Linked DNA regions of Homo sapiens: region 1 is linked to region 2. Evidence: read pairs that join two places in POLR2A ChIA-PET (ENCODE). Cell type or tissue: PC-9. All regions are shown on one strand.

Evidence for each region. Peaks named below come from ENCODE experiments on the same cell type or tissue, not always from the same donor. Only the 100,000 strongest peaks of a DNase experiment are listed, where the experiment ranks them.
Region 1: POLR2A ChIA-PET joins it to region 2 with 8 read pairs; 1 of 35 experiments calls an interaction of 5 or more read pairs at or near these places.

What each region holds. Positions count from the first base shown.
Region 1 is chr6:112,295,947-112,303,946 of GRCh38, forward strand. All of the region lies in intron 2 of LAMA4-AS1 (LAMA4 antisense RNA 1), which reads left to right. It overlaps LOC107986632 (a long non-coding RNA gene), which reads right to left and starts at 3,154. Exons shown (of 2, transcript XR_007059712.1): 1 at 2,915-3,154. In PC-9, CTCF peaks have their summits at 377 (motif pointing right), 579 and 2,766; DNase peaks (open chromatin) are centred at 365, 2,315 and 3,035; H3K4me3 peaks cover 4,682 bases; H3K27ac peaks cover 6,541 bases.
Region 2 is chr6:113,357,859-113,365,858 of GRCh38, forward strand. It overlaps LOC107986637 (a long non-coding RNA gene), which reads right to left. Exons shown (of 4, transcript XR_001744312.2): 3 at 4,673-4,812. It overlaps LOC124901497 (a long non-coding RNA gene), which reads right to left and starts at 381. Exons shown (of 2, transcript XR_007059930.1): 1 at 1-381. In PC-9, no CTCF peak of the experiment used is centred here; a DNase peak (open chromatin) is centred at 3,313; H3K27ac peaks cover 705 bases.

The DNA of each region.
Region 1 (8,000 bases), 1.1 Mb before region 2:
CTTACATTGAAATTTCAGTATTATTTGCGAAGCAGTGACCGGCAAAACTGGGATGAGAACATGCAAGTCAACTCTAATGTAGCTGAAGAAATTGAACTTTTGAATTCAGCTTACGTTACCAGTAGAAGTGGCTTTTCTTCTTTAACAGAGAAAGCATCTCCCCTGGCTTGAAGAATCTGCACTAGCCTCCCTTGAGGAAAGAATTGTCTTGCTAGGGAATTTGTAGGACCGTAGGTTTTTGTTACTGTTGTTGTTTTAAAAGAGAGAGTCTCGCTCTGTCACCCAGGCTAGAGTACTGTGGCATGATGACAGCAGAGGATAACAACTTGTTTCAAATGAATCACTGGCTGTTGTGTTGCAGAGGACACTAGGGGGCAACAGTGTGGATGCCAGGAGACTAGGAGGCTATTATAGTAACCCAGATGAGAGAGGACAGCAACTGGGACAGTCCTGGGAGCAGTAGGGGTGGTGGAAAGTAGTCACTCTTGATATATTCTGTATGTAAAGCCAGCATGATCTCCTGATTTGTTGTGAGGGGATGTGGGGAGAGAAGAAGAGTCAAGGATAACTCCAAGGTCTTACCCCACAGAGATGGAGAAGATTGCAGGCAGGAGCAGCTTTGGAAGGAAGATTACGAGCTCAGTTTCAAATGTTAAGTCTGAGAAGTTAAGCTCCAAGTGGAGATATGGAGGAGACAACTGGCTATGTGGGCCTAGAAATTTGGAGAGAGATCTGCCTTGGAGATATAAATTTAGGAGTCATCAGCATGTAAATGATGTGTAAGGGTCATAGGACTAGAGATCACCAAGGGAGAGAGGGTAGCTGGCAAAGAGAAGAGGCCAAGGACTGGGTCTTGGGGCTCTTTCTAACACTAAGTCATCAGGGGGAAGCAGAAGAACCAATCAAGGAGACTGAAAAGAAGCAGCCTGGTAGGAAGAAGGAAAGCCAAGAATGTGTTGTCCTGGAAACCACACAGAGTAACTGTATTAAGGAAGAGTGAAAGACAGACTTTGGCACATACTGACCTGACAGATCAAGTAAGATAATCAATGAGCACTGACCAATGGATTCAGTAATATGGCTATTACTGATGACTTTGTCAAGAACAGTTCAGTTGAGTGGTAAGGGCAAAAGCCTGATTGAGTGGATTCAAGACAGAATTTGAGGAAAGAAACTAGACAGCCAGGTGATTTGCTGCCAAGGGGAGCAAAGGAATGGGGCAGGAGCTGGTAGGAAGGTGAGGCCAAACGAGTGTGTGTAGTTTTTTTTTTTCTATTTAAGGTAAGACAAAAAATAGCGTGTTTGAGTCCTGGTAGAATGACCCAACAGACAGTGTAAAATGAATGGTGTTGGAGATAGAGAGGAGAACTGGCAGATTGATATTCTCCATTAGGCAAAAGGGATGGGATCTATTACATAAAGGGTGGGTGGGGCTCACAGAAAAACGGAAATTTCATCTATGGAAGAGACGGGAACATGGAGAATGTAGGTAGATACTTTGGTAGAAGCCTGCGGATATTTTCCTCTAACTGCTTCTATTTTCTCAGTGAAGGGAGAATTAAGGTGAGCAGCTAAAAGCAAGGGTAGTCCAAAAATTCTATGAAGATATAAATATGTCAGAAACTTATTACTGTGGTGCTCCTTCTATTAAACTGTTTATTTGCCAGAGTGTCACTTGAGTAGAATTAATGAAAGTGTATTAGTCCATTTCACACAGCTATAAAGAAATATCTGAGACTGGGTAATTTAGAAAGAAAAGAGGTTTAATTGACTCACAGTTCCGCATGGCTAGGGAGGCCTCAGGTCACTTACAATAATGGCAGAAGGCGAAGGAGAAGCAAGTACCTTCTTCACAAGGTGGCAGGAAAGAGAGAGTGTGCAAGGGAAACTTCCACTTATGAACCATCAGATCTCATGAGAAATCACTCACCATCACAAGAACAGCATGGGAAAAACCACCCCCATTATCCAACCACCTCCCAGTGGGTCCCTCCCTGGACACCTGAGGATTACAGTTCCAGACGAGATTTGGTGGGGACACAGAGCCAAACCATATCAGAAGGCAGAAGAAGTACCATAATAATGTGATACAAAGAACATCTGCCCTGTGGTACTCCTGTCTAGCTGTTTGATATATAACTAAATGCTACTCTTCCCGAACTCAGCATACAGGGAGGGAAATTTCAGGGCCTCCATCCCTGGGAGAATATTCTGAAAGAAGGGTAACCCTTAGCAACTGCACAAACTGCTCCCAGATGACTCACCAGAGAGCTTCTGGGTGGAAATCCAGTGGAAATAATGCAAACACATTCATCTTGACCCCAGAGGTCTAACTCCACCCAAGGCTTAAGTTTCTTTCCTCTGTTGTACCCTGTGAGTTTCCTGGAGCAAATATTCATGCTTAGCTCCCATGTCTCTTCCCATTTAGCTGTCAGTTCCACTTAGGTATGCAAAGGCACTCAGTTCTCACTGCTTTTAAAATTTCATGATTTTCCCCTGGCGTTCTCCTGAGATTCCTCCCAGTATTGCACCTTCATGCTCGCCTTCATAGGCGAGCAGCATTAACGCCTGGGCTTCCTGAGCATCAGCAGCAGCTTTCAAACAGAGAAGCACATTAGGAAAGCGAATTCACTCAGTCATTTAACTGTTCATTCTTCTATTTAGAACTTAAGAATGTACAAGTCACCTCAGACATTAAGGCCTTCTTGAGAAACGAGGGGAATATTTAAAAGCAGTTTTAAAAAAGAAAACATTAGCTCTGCAATTTTTATCTGTGTCTTGGATAGTTAACCTACAGAGAAAATTAATTTCTTACCACATTATATTTCTCTCTCTCTCTCTCTCTCTCTCTCTGTGTGTGTGTGTGCGTGTGTGTGTGTGTAAATCTGGGAAGATCCCATGAACTTTTACTTACTCTGGTAGAACAGGCAGTTTAAGTCACAAGAAGTCTCAAATTTCTAAATGTCTAGTCCAAGGTATGAATCAGCACACCATTTCCATTCTAGGAGAAGTCCCTTCTCCTCTCCCTCCCAGCCGCAGATCTGTTATGGAAGGGCAGGCTTCTGCTCTCTGCCCCACTCCTTCAGGCTGGCTGATTCCTCAGGGTGGAAGGTGGAAGGGAAGGTATGGGGAAGTGGAGGTGGTTGTGATGTGTGAAAGTATTGCCTCCTGAGAGCCACTTAAATATCAGGAATGTTATAAGCTGGTTGTTAAACTGCTGGTAGCTTGAGATTAGTCATGGTGGGTGTATCTACACCACAGAGACTAGCAAATATTTCAGATCAAGGCTTCCCCATCCCTGCCCTTGGAGAGCTGTTTTATTAACACATCACTGGCTTAGGGAATAGGAAATTCTTCCGGGGTTTAGGTGGCTTTGAGTGCTATAGTCTTGGCAGACAGTTCACCTGAGTCTTTCCCTACGTGTGAGTTCTTTGGAGACCACTATCATCAGGTACCTCTCTCCAGCCCCTGGGATACTATGGGCTGTTCATGTTGTCCTTGGGCAGGCTGCTTCCAATTCTCAGTCAGCTTCTGCTTGTAGAAGATGACCAGCCCCACACATTTCCTGCTGTTGGGACCCCTTTGGGCTCTGGGCAGGATTCACTTTGATACTATCCCAGAGCAACATTCCTTTTATATTAGTTTTCTATTGCTGTATAAAAAGTGACTACAATCTCAGTGGATTAAAACAACACATATATATTTTTTAATCTCAGTTTCTGTGGGTCATGAGTCTGGGCCTGGCTTAAGCAGGCTCCTCTACTCAAGTCCTCACAATGCTGCAATCAAGATGTCTGATGGGCTGCATCCTCTCTGGAGCTTGGGGTCCTCTTCCAAGTGCTTGTGGTTCTTGTTGGAATTCAGTTCTGGGCAGTTGTAGGACTGAGGTCCTTGTTTTCTTGCTGGTTGTCAGCTGGGGTCTTCTCTCAGCTCCTGGAGGCCACTTGCAGTTCTTTGCTCTCTTAGCTTCCTCTCTTAGGTCCTTTGATCAGATGTCTTGCAAAGACAGAAAGATAATCTAACTGGTTTACCTATATGGATGTAATGTAATGATGGGAGTGACTATCCTATCACCTTTGCCTAACCAAGGTAGAGACATCCCGTTCCTTTTCCACACCATGTAACATAATCAAGGGAGTGACATCCAACTACCTTTGTCATATGCTATTGACCAGAAGCAAGATACAGGCTCTGCCTACATTAAACAGGAGGGGATTGTACAGAAGAATCATGACTCATTGGAGGTCATCTTTGGGTATGCCCACCATACCTACTACATCTGGTCCTTGAATTTCACAGACCTGTGATCATCTGTCAGAGGGGAGCCAGTTTCTTCCCACAGAGCCTCAACTTTCTGCCTGTTCTGCCATGAAAGCCGCCTGCTGACCTCTCTCTCTCCTTCTGGATTTCCAGAAGTGCAGCACATGTCTATTGTGTTCCCGCTGCAGGGTCCTGTGGATCCCTCTGATGGTCACTTTGGAGCCTACTGTTTTTAGACTTGAGGCAAAGCAAGTTGAAACTGACATAGCATTCCTGTCCTTGAGGTGAAAAGGGGGCTAGTAGTCACAGCACCAATTTCTCCAAAGAATGCTCCTGAAATTTTCTTTCCTCTTCGTATTCTGAGTTCTTTGTGTAAATTTGATCTTGTCAATGGGCTCAAAAGTCAGTAGAATCTCCAACTTTCACATAGGAAATCAATAGAGTACAGTGTAAACTTTATAAACAATGAATAGCAGCATGTGTAGAATGTTTAAAAATGTGAAGGTGAATATTAGAAAAAATAGTTAAAAGAATAAAAACTGGTGCCATTGGAAAGCAGGGCAGGATAAGGGTGGGGCAGATATAGTGCTATTTTTCTTTATATTCCTTTTAGCATTACTTAATTTTTTCAGATATCTTCCTGTATTGTTTGGATTTTTTAAAATATATGCCCAAAGAGGCACTGTTTTCATCTAGTCTTTGTACTTGTATATCCTACTGCAGGACTAGACATAAGAATTTTTATACTTCAGTTTACTCATCTGCTAAATAAGCACAGTAATGCTTTAAAAATTAAGAGATGAAAACTCTTGATAAAATATTTTGAAACCTCTAAGGAAATATGCTTTAAAATATCAGTTGTGATGAGCCAATTTGCTATCACCAAGTCTTCTAAACATTGAATCAAATAGTCTTTGTCTAAGTTATTTCTGTGCCAAAGTTACCATTCAGTCTCAGCTGAAAATGTATTTACTAAACACAGCTACAACTATGGCTTGTATTTATTATAGCTTAATGGTGAATTGTGGATTGCATGTTTGACATTTTTGGAAGTCAATGCTCACTTTATTGAAATATCTTCTGTCTAAAATGTATACCAATGTTCTTCATCATACCAATCTACATTAATATCTTAGACATATTGATATACAGACATGTTGGGCACATAGACCATGTGGAACAGGAAACCAAAGAAAATGTCAGACTGTTGAAATCAGCATTCAGAGATGAGAAACAATTGGCCAGTGTGGCATGGGGCAGCCTGTTTCAGAGATTACAAGGATTAGACCAAAGTCACAAACAAGGATAGTCCCTGGCATCAGCAGCTAGAATTGTCAGTCAATATCCAGGCACGAGGGGCTGCTACTCAAGGGAGTCTTTTCTGAGCTGCACTTTTCAACACTTGAAAGGCAAATTAGAGAGTAGCAGCTCTTCCTATTAAACTTAATTATGGATAGCAAATTGATCCATGCCATTTTAGAAATGCTCACCTCTTCAGTTATATTTGGCAGAAAATAGGAGGTTCCAACAAGTTCGATGTGAGTGAAGTTTAGTTCTTCTCTCACCACCTTAACATCATGTGCTGATGAAATAGAGTCTCACAATTCCGAGTCACAATTCTGAGTGGAGACATTTGTTACCATTGATTACAAAGTGAGGCCAGGCCGGTTCATGCCACCTATTGTTTTTTTCTTTAAATAAATCTTATTGTGTATATTTGAGGTTTATCACATGATGTTATGGGATACAAATAGATAGTAAAATGGTTACTGTAGTGAAGCAAATCAAAACATATTCCTCTCACATTACTACTTTCTTGTGACAAAAGCAGCTAAAAATCTACCAAACAGAATTCCCTAATATAATTTTATTAACTGTAGTCCTCACATTGTACATGGAATCACTAGACTTGCCCATCCTACATATCTTCTACCTTACATGCCACCTACTGTAAGTCTCAGGAGTTCCTAGGTCTTTTCTTTAGGTGATTCATCCACTTGTTACATGGAAGGTTGATTTACTTGAGGCAGACACACTGATTTCCCAAAAGCAGAATCGTTTTATCCTGAGAGTTGACATCAGAGAAACAGAAGTTTTATGACCTTTCAACAGGATTCAGGTCACAAGGGCACAGGCCACAGGCCTTATCAGGTTCTTATTCTAGTGTGAGGAGTATCTTGAAACCATTTCCTTGGCTCATCTGTATATCTAGCATGTCATTAATTCATCATTGAGAGCCTATTTCTGATATTCTTTATGATAATTTCCTAAGCCTCCGTGCAAGAAGACTTGTGCTAGCCTCTGGAGTGCAGACTTCCCAACTAACTGCTGACTAGCTAACTAAGCAACCCGAGGGCAGAAATTTCTGCTTCAGATAACAGATAATACCTAAGGCTGTACTTAAACCAATACATGCTGTTTGTGCTGAGGGTTTTTTTTTTTTTTTTTTTGTAAGACAGTTTTGTTGGGATGCAATTTACTTTCCTTTAATATAAACTTTATCTATTGTAAGTGTACAATTTAGTAATTTTAGAAAATGTATAGGGTTGTGCACCCATCACAGCAATCCAATTTTATAATATTTTTGTCACTCAGAAAGATTCCTCTTGCCCATTTGCAGCCAATTTCGAATTCCATCTCCAGTTCCAGGCAACCACTAATCTATTATCTATTTCTATAGGTTTGGATTTTCTGAATATTTCATGTAAGTTGAATTATATAATGTGTGGATTTTGTATCTGGCTTATTTCATTTAGCATAATCTTTTGAGGTTCAGCCACATTGTAACATGTATCAGTAGTTCACCCTTTTTGGTTGCTGAATAGTATTTCATTGCATATACACACTGAATTTTGTCATTCATTCACTATGAACATATATATATATATATACATAGTGAATGAACATATATATAGTTGTTTCCCCTTTTTGACTATTACAAATAATGCTGCTATGAACATATATATATATATATATATATATATATATGTCTTATATATATATAGGTCCTTGAGTGAACATATGTTTTCATTCATTTAGGGTAGATAGCTAGGAGTTGGACCAATGTTAAAGTGAAGTTTAAGCATTTTAAGAAACTGCCAACCTGTTTTCCTAAGTGACTGCACCATTTTTACATTCCATCAACGATGTAGGATGGTTCCAGTTTCCCCACATCTTCACCAGCCTTGTTATTGTTAAAGCAAACTAAACATGGCCTGAGAAGGAATCCGTACTTCCATATTTGAGTCCTTGTGGATGAACAGGAACCTAACTTAATAGTTAGACAAGACTGAAAATCTAACTTAAGAGTGTGAGCCTGTAATAATAGCTAGGTCTTGGCCAATCCCAGTGGCCGTACTTCAACCATTCATACACTGCTGAGTGTTCAAACTGTGTTCAAATAAGGCAAATGCCAACCTGTAACCAATCCAGCTGTTCTGTACTTCACTTCCAATTTCTGTACCTCATTTCCTTTTTGTTTGTCTATAAATCTCATTCCACCACTTGACTGTGCTGCAGTCTCTGAATCTGCTGTGATTCTGGGGGCTGCCTGATTCGCGAATTGTTCATTGCTCAGTTAAACTCCTTTAAATTTAATTTGGCTGAAGGTTTTCTTTTAACATTATTATTTGTGTTTTTTATTATAGCCATCCTAGTGGGTGTGAAGTAATATCTCATTGTGATGTTGTTTTTATTGTATTTTTAAAAATTTCCTTTTAAATTTAAGATTCAGGGGGTAC
Region 2 (8,000 bases):
GAACGCTCTGTGGTTGAACTGACAACTGCAGTCATAAAGCACAGAGTTATCTGTGTCTACAATGTGCCAAGAGCTAGGGCTTGAAAGAACGGCAGGACAATCCTTGCAAGGCTTCCCATGCTATCAGGGAGAATGAGATGGATATTTAAGAAGATAAATATCAATATATTCTATTAGCATATGCCACCTTGTCTCTATCCACAAAGCACTGTGATATGACAGAGTGTTCTGTGTCACTCATTTGACACTTAGTATTTTTAAAACTACATACATGATGTCTTCCAACAAACACTGAGGTGTTAGTTGAGATGTGGTGATATAAAAAAGCCTCTCTTCAATAATATACAAGCTTTGTGAGGTCACACCGCTCTGTGACCCTTCTCTTTCCAAGATCAATACAACACACATGGCCCTATGTCATAATGAAGAGTGCAGACTCTGGAGGCAGAAGTCCTCTGTCTGAATATAGCTGAGCCACTTACTATGTGTGTGTTCTCGAGCAAGTTTCTCAGTGCCTGAGTTTTCTTATCTGTAAAATGGGGCAATAAATTTACCTACCTCATAGAGTATTTGAGAAAATCGAATGAGATAATGTAAGTAAAGCACTTTGCACACTGTTTGGCACATGGCAAGTCAATAAATGTTAGATATTTTTGTGTTATCTCAACATATCTAATGCAAGTGACTGGCAGTCCAATGATACAGTTTCACTGCCTCTAAGGAGTTAGGGGTGCAGCTGTAAGTAACACTTTCTGCATGATGGATCCTCTCTGAGTTACATAAAATGAAATAGAATTTCATGCCTAAAATCTCGTCTTAAATATAGTATTTTTTAAAGCTTCATTCCCTGTTGCCCAAGGGACCTATTGCAGGATTCGGGTATAAGCCGTCCCCACCCTGACCAGTGGGCTAGAAACTTTCTACTGGGCACTCACCTTCAGTCTTGGCTCTGCTGGCGTGAGCAGGGCAGGGTTAGGGACAGGACAAGCACATATCCTAGTTCGCCTAAGACCCTTACAGGTTAGGCTTGTTGTCCCAGTGTTTTTATTAACGGCACTTCCACTTGTTCCTTAGACATGTCTTGGTTTGGACAATAAATTACTCAGCCACCCTAGTTATAGAGTCTGCTATTCTGTCCCCCATTAAAGAGCAGAGTGTAAAAGGGAAACATGGGCTGAGTTTAAACCCAGCTTTGACACTGCTGCTCGTTAGCCACAGGTCCTCAGGCAATTGCTGAATTTGGCTGATTGGTAAATATCTTAGTCCATTCAGGCTGCCCTAAAAAAACACCATAGACCGAGTGGCTTACAAAAAACAGAAATTTATTTCTGATAGTTTTGGAGACTGAGAAGCCCAAAATCAAAATGCCAGCAGATTCAGGGATGGTGAGAGTCCACTTTCTTGTTTACAGATGGCATCTTCCAGCCATGTCCTCACATGGTGGAAGAGGAAAGGCCTTCTGAAGCCTCTTTCATCAGGGCACTAATCCCATTCATGGGACCTCTGCCCTAATGACCTAATCACCTCCCAAAGGTCCCACTGCCTAATACCTTAACATTGGTGATTAGGTTTCAACATATGAATTTTGGGAAGACACAAAAATTCAGACCATAGCAGTAAATTTTGCTCATTAGTAAAATGAAAATAATCATACCTACCTACCTACCTCACATGGCTATGAAAATCACATGAATACACAAGTAGATGTCCAAATATGTGAATTCTTTTGCCTTTCCTTTCTACCCTGCATGCATGCACAGAAAACAGTCCCAACCTTTTGAGGTTAGGCTGCATCTGCAGGGCGCCTGCTTTTGAGGTTAGGCTGCATCTGCAGAGAGTCAGCATGGCCTGTGCACGGCATGTGTGTTTCCCAGGCAGTGGGGAGGGACAAGGCCCTCCTGGGTCTGTGTCCCAGATCACTTAGGGGAAAGAGAGAGACCCTATGGCTACTGATTACAGGCTTTAGCTGTAATCATTCAATTACATCCTTTTATGTTCTATTTTACTGCATCTGAAAGAGGCAAGGATATCTGGATATCTAATAGCTACATTTACTGGGAGGTGAGCTACTAAAAATAGTCCCACAATCTGTGAGCAGGTTTCCAGGAAATGCTGGACTTGTTAGAGCAGAACTGCAAAGAGTCTGTTAATCAAGCCCTTCATTTGAATCACTTGCCCATGCTGCTCGCCCAGGGCTGAAGGCTTAGCTCTTGCTCATAGGAAGTGAGATAGTATAGCAGAATCTTAAAGGAATATAGGCAATTAAAGGGGAGTTGACGATTAATACTGAAACATGTATGGGGATTGTACAGGAGTGACTTTAAGCCAATTTAAAGTATCACAACACTAAAACTACCAGGACCAAATGTAATTCATTATTTTAATTCCCTCTGGATAAGATTGTCTCTAGAATTCCAAGTCTTTAATGATGATAATGTATTTTCATTTGTGGATCCTCTCATACCTCAAGCTGGAGAGGCAGAGGGCCCATGCCCTTTTTAAAAATCAAAAGTAAATATGATGAAGTCTTTTAACTTCACAGATGGATGCTACTGGAGATATTTCAGAATATTAACATACAAGATATTCCAGTTTTCTTGCAGTTCTTACAAAGGGCAGAGACAAAGCCTGATTAGAATGAGTTTGCATTGTCAGAATTTTTGAGTCTGGCATTTTCCTTGAGTTTAAATGCTATATTAATAAATTCTGAATATAGTTTAATGCCACTACTTTTTCTAACTTGAAGTCAATTATTAAAAGATCAAAAATTATTAATGTGTTTTAAGGAAGAATACTGTGGAAATGAAATACAACACACACAGTAAGCACCTTAAAAAAAAAGTTAGTACTTAGCATTAAAAAATAAATGATAAAAATACAAAATTGAATTACTAATTTATTTTGAACTTTAATAAAATAAATTAAAATACAATACCATTTGAAATTAAGGGTAACTAATCATCTGCTAGAAACAAAAAATTAAGGTTTTTTAAAAAATTAATTGGACCATTAATTCAGGATGCACTTTAAGACATTTTGTAAAGAATTTTTCATGCTCCATCTTTGACAAAACAAATGGTGGATTTAGGTAAAGGGATAAAAATGGCAGTAAATCCATAACAAATGTTTTGTCAGGAGGAAATAAACACCTTTACATGTAGTAGACAACACTATTTTGAAGTGGGAATTGATTTCACCTTATACTTCAGTTTTGTTTCAAATTGTTTATTTCTGTTAAGAGATAGGGGGGAGTTCCCGACAAAAATCTTTCAATCGGCTGTTAATGAGTCACTTGTGGTCAGGTTCACAGACAAAAGCCTTTTTATTGACTGAGCTGGGTCAGATTTCCAGATTTTTCCTACCCTTTTTCATACCATGAAGACAAAACAAGTCAGAGGAGGAGTGTTGTGGGGACGCCCGTCATCTCAAGTTTTTGAAATAGGGGCAGCCATCAAGAAAGTTGCTTCAAGGATGGGATCTTTTTCTGGATTTGCTGTGAACACTGAGACATTCTGGTTCAATCTTTGTATGTTCAGGGCACAACATTCTCTTTCTGCAAGTGATGTCATATTTGGGGGCATAGCTGTAAGTCAACAGGGCTAAGCCCGGGCTGTTCTGTCTTTGTTCTAGTTCTGCCCTCAGTAGCCATGCGGCATTAGCCATGTCTTTCAGCCTTGATATCTGTCAAATGATTGGCGATCAGGCCTCTTCTCAGGTCCCTTCCTACTAATTACTAATTCTATCTATATTTCCTGTTGTTTATAATCAATATATAATATGCGTGTGTGTGTGTGTGTGTGTATGTATAGTTTAGGTTAGATAACTACTCATATATTGGTAAAAATAAAGAACTATTTTGTTTATAATAATGCAGTTTCAAAATTCAAAACAAACTTTTTACTTGATTCTTGGTCTTGTGATAGTTTAAAAAATCACCTCTTACCACCTTTTTTGGGGCTCCAGTCTTAATTTTAATCACAAAGGAAGTGGTAATTTGTTAGGCCAATAACAGAAAATAATAAAAATAGTTAAAAAAAAATGTGAGGAGAAACAAAAGGCAGACCAGGTTGAAGAAAGTCATTTCTTTTCTTCAGCAACATCATGATATGTGGTAAATTAGGAAGTGTGTTGATACACACTGTGTATTTGTGTATATGTAGAAGAGGAGGTGGTATGTTGCTAAAGGAGAGTCCAAGAGATGATTAAAGGTCAAATGTCAACCATTTGGCTGTGGTTTTTATGTGCCTTTTACATTTATTGCTCCCCCATAAAAGTAAAATGTGACTAGTTAAATAAGTGTTGCTAAAACAGGATATTGAAGTTGTAATAATGGGAAAGCATTGCAAAGAACCCTTAGAGAAATTCAAGTCATTTCACATATTAATTTCTTAAAATTGATTTTTTTCTTTCATGTTTTTAAGAAAAAATTCACTTAAAATAATAAAGACTTCTACATTTAGCGCCTATACATATAGTGGCTTAAAAAAAAACAGTTTGAAATAGAAAACTGTCCTCAGATCCTTTGGTATGCAAAAGCATCGCATTGAAAGGGAAATCTGCGGCTGAGCATGCTGTGATTTTAATTTTATGTTTTAAGTTATTGGAATAAAATACCAGACACTGATAGTCACACAGTTTTAAAAAATCAACCTAAGACCTTTATCTGTCATACCTCCTCTCCTGGGGAAAGACAACGTGGCAGGGCCTTGCTTCAAGAGCCCAGAGAACTGGCTTCTTGTTCCCAGTCTACCACTTACTGAGCTGCTGCAAATTTGATTCCTTCTCAGTCTTCCTGGTTTCTAATTACCATGTCTGTAAAACAGGAATAAACAAACTTCAATAAAAACAGGGGACCTGATCAAATGTCACTTGACTTCACTTCCAGCTTTAAGATCCAGTGAATGTGTCAACTCATGACTAAAAATGCACTGAAAAGGGGGGCGGGGGGAAGAAAAGAAAACCACTCCTGGCATTCGCTGAAATAGTCAGCAGAGATTCCACTCTCTCATTCTCACTTTCCACCACACTCTGCTCCCTGGTTCTCCCCCATTCTCCCACTATCACTGCGTAGCTTACTGGTCCAGGGGCTTATCAGCTAACACCAATGGTCTACTGGCTGTGTCCTCCTGCCCCTCAACTCCCTCTCCCACACAGCACTCCTTCTTCCTCAAAACAGTTGAGATCATCATGTCCCTATCTCAAATCTTATGTTAGAAAATTCAGATTTGGTCTGCCACTGAAAGCCCTCCATAGTCCAGCTACAATTATCCTTTTTAGATCTACAGCTCTTCATTCCTTGACCCACAGAAATTCTTGGCTTCAAACAAATGATATTATTAATTTGGCCCGGAATTAAAGTGATCATATCCTGTTGCATAAATTTTTCCCAAACCATTCTCTCTGTCCCTCACATGCAATGAATTGGAGGGATTATCTTAGTTGGAGAGAACTGCTCCAGCTTCTCCAACTAAGATCATCTCAGCTATGCTTCACTTTCAGATTCAAATCCTGCCACTGCTAAAAGGTTCTCTTTCTCTCTTCCCTCTGAACTTCATTAATTAATCATATCTTTATTATTCATCTGGCTTTTTGCACTTACTCTTTTTGTTATAGTTTTACTGCCCATAGACCCATGTTTCTTTCCCGAACTGGGCTATCAAGTCCTTGAAGGATGGACCCTAGGCTTGTCTTTCTCTGTCTCCTGCACAAGTCTGCTATAGGACTTCCTGAGTAATATAAAAACAATGATAAAAATGTGTCTATGTTACGCTTACATTTAAAATCAAGTTGTCCATTTCTGTGAGATTTCCTTATTCCTTGACTAGAACTGTCATCACATGAACTATATACTCACTTGGCAAAGTATGAAATATATAGAAAACTAAACCTGCTTGCATTATTTATTCTTAAATGTCAACGGCCTTTCAAGTTATTATGTTTAGAAAGATCAGTGGCAAATGATAAGCAAAATTATTAAAGTGTTTTTTCAATTTCTTTTAAATATATCAAATAGAATTCTAATATTTGGTCATAGCATTTATTACAATTACTTTCAGTACCAAAAATTGAACACCTTCCCCTTGTCTTATGTTCTCTTGGAACCAGTGTTCTTAAATTAAAAAAAAAAAAAAAAGATAATGATTGTATCATAGCCAAAATATGCTTCCTGGTGATTCAGAATTAAAATGTACTACTTGCAATCTTTTATATCACTAACATCTGGAAAAGCATAAGACAAAGCCTAAGTGGTTTTAAGAATGACATTATTCAGATATGATTATTGTTGGAAATGGTCACAACTTGAGCTAATTGAAAACTTTAAGGGCTAGTTTTTATATTACCTTAATTTTCCCCATAATAAAGTGAAAGGCCTATTTCAAAGAAGTCTAAAGGTCTCTTATATTATAGGAATTAGTTACACACCTAGATCATGCTTTGCTATAATTCACCTTGTTTTTACATTATGTTTTATGACCTTCAAGGGGAAAAAATAGAAAACTATAATGAGAAACTAGAGAGGTTGAAAATGTAGGTGATTTTCCTGGCTTGTTCTCCAGTGAATTTCTAGTTGTGTACCCAAGGCCTTTAAAACTATCTAATGGGGAACATTGTCTTTATCTGAGGCTTCTTGCTAAAGAGACCATGGAGAGGGTTCCTCAGCCTCCCTCGGTGTCCCTAGCTGGAATTATCACTCTTTCTTTAAACCCAGCAGTGTTTATGCCTCTCAAAATCCCATCCTTAGAGATGGGCAATGAAGATGCCTGTGGAATTCTCCCTCCTGTATTAGTTTAAAAAGCACGTTGGCCAGATTTTCTTTAGGCTTCTTAATCATCATTGCTTTTGCATTAAAATTTCTTAATGAAATTCCACTTCATTTGTCTCTTGACACCATCAAGTTCTGCTCCTTTGAGGCCTAAAGTTGTGCTTGGAAATTTCCCAGCAGGTGAATCTTGAGCCCAGGCTGGCAGACAGCATCTGTGGAAAAGTCTTTCGAGCCAAGCGTCAAGAGGAACTTAGAAATTCCACATCTCAGCCCTGAAGGTATATGCGCCAGCATGGAGTGCTGGAAATGTCAGGGGCTCTCATGAAGAAAGACTGACTTCTATGTAGAGAGATAATTCCTAAATACAGCTACCTAACATCATGCTAATTCTTCTCTTCTGATGTCACTGTCTGGAAATATCCTCAAGCCATCTTCTATGTTCCCTAAATCTCTTAAGGAGGAGGCAGGAAGTTCTTCAGACCAATTATATAAGTTTTGGTTTAAAAGCTTGATTTTCTAGGGAGCTGTTATGAACACAAAACAAGTATTTCATTTTTAAGAGGCATTTGTTCTAGATAAGTTTTTGGAAACCATTTAATTTAGACCAAAATCACTTTTAGACTTTGCCATGAAGGGTCCCATTGGTGTTTGTTTAGTGATTTCCATGTGTAAATGTGGCTCTTCTGTTACTTGTCTTCATCCTGTAATCTGCCTGGATGAGTCACTCTTAATAAGTGGCTCTCCAATGAGCTGGTCCACAGTTTTCACAGTGGTTTCAGTGGCTCTAAAAATGACCCCATAGGAAAAGAAGACTGTGTATGAGCTACCTCCCCCGACCGAGGAATTCACAGAACCTGTTAGTTTAGTAAAGTCTTCAGAATTTCAGCAGTGCAGAAATGTGATTGGCTTTGTGTAACAGTGCTTCCAAACTTATTTGGCCATGAAACTGAAAATGTGGATTCTGGTTTCATCCAGAAAAATTGGTATTTCTCAGAACACACTTTAGTAAACACTGGGTTAAGTATCTTGCCTTACCAAAAAAAAAAAAAAAAAGGAAAGACATGATTTTTTTTTTCAACACAAAATATAACAAATAAACAACTATTCCATTTTTATCCTACAATCATTTTCCATTGTCTAACCACAGGCTCCTCACTATTGTTTCAGATAGTGTGATCTCAGGTACTCTAAGTACACACTGCTCATTTTAGTCCAGTTTTGAGGAATGTGTGTTTAA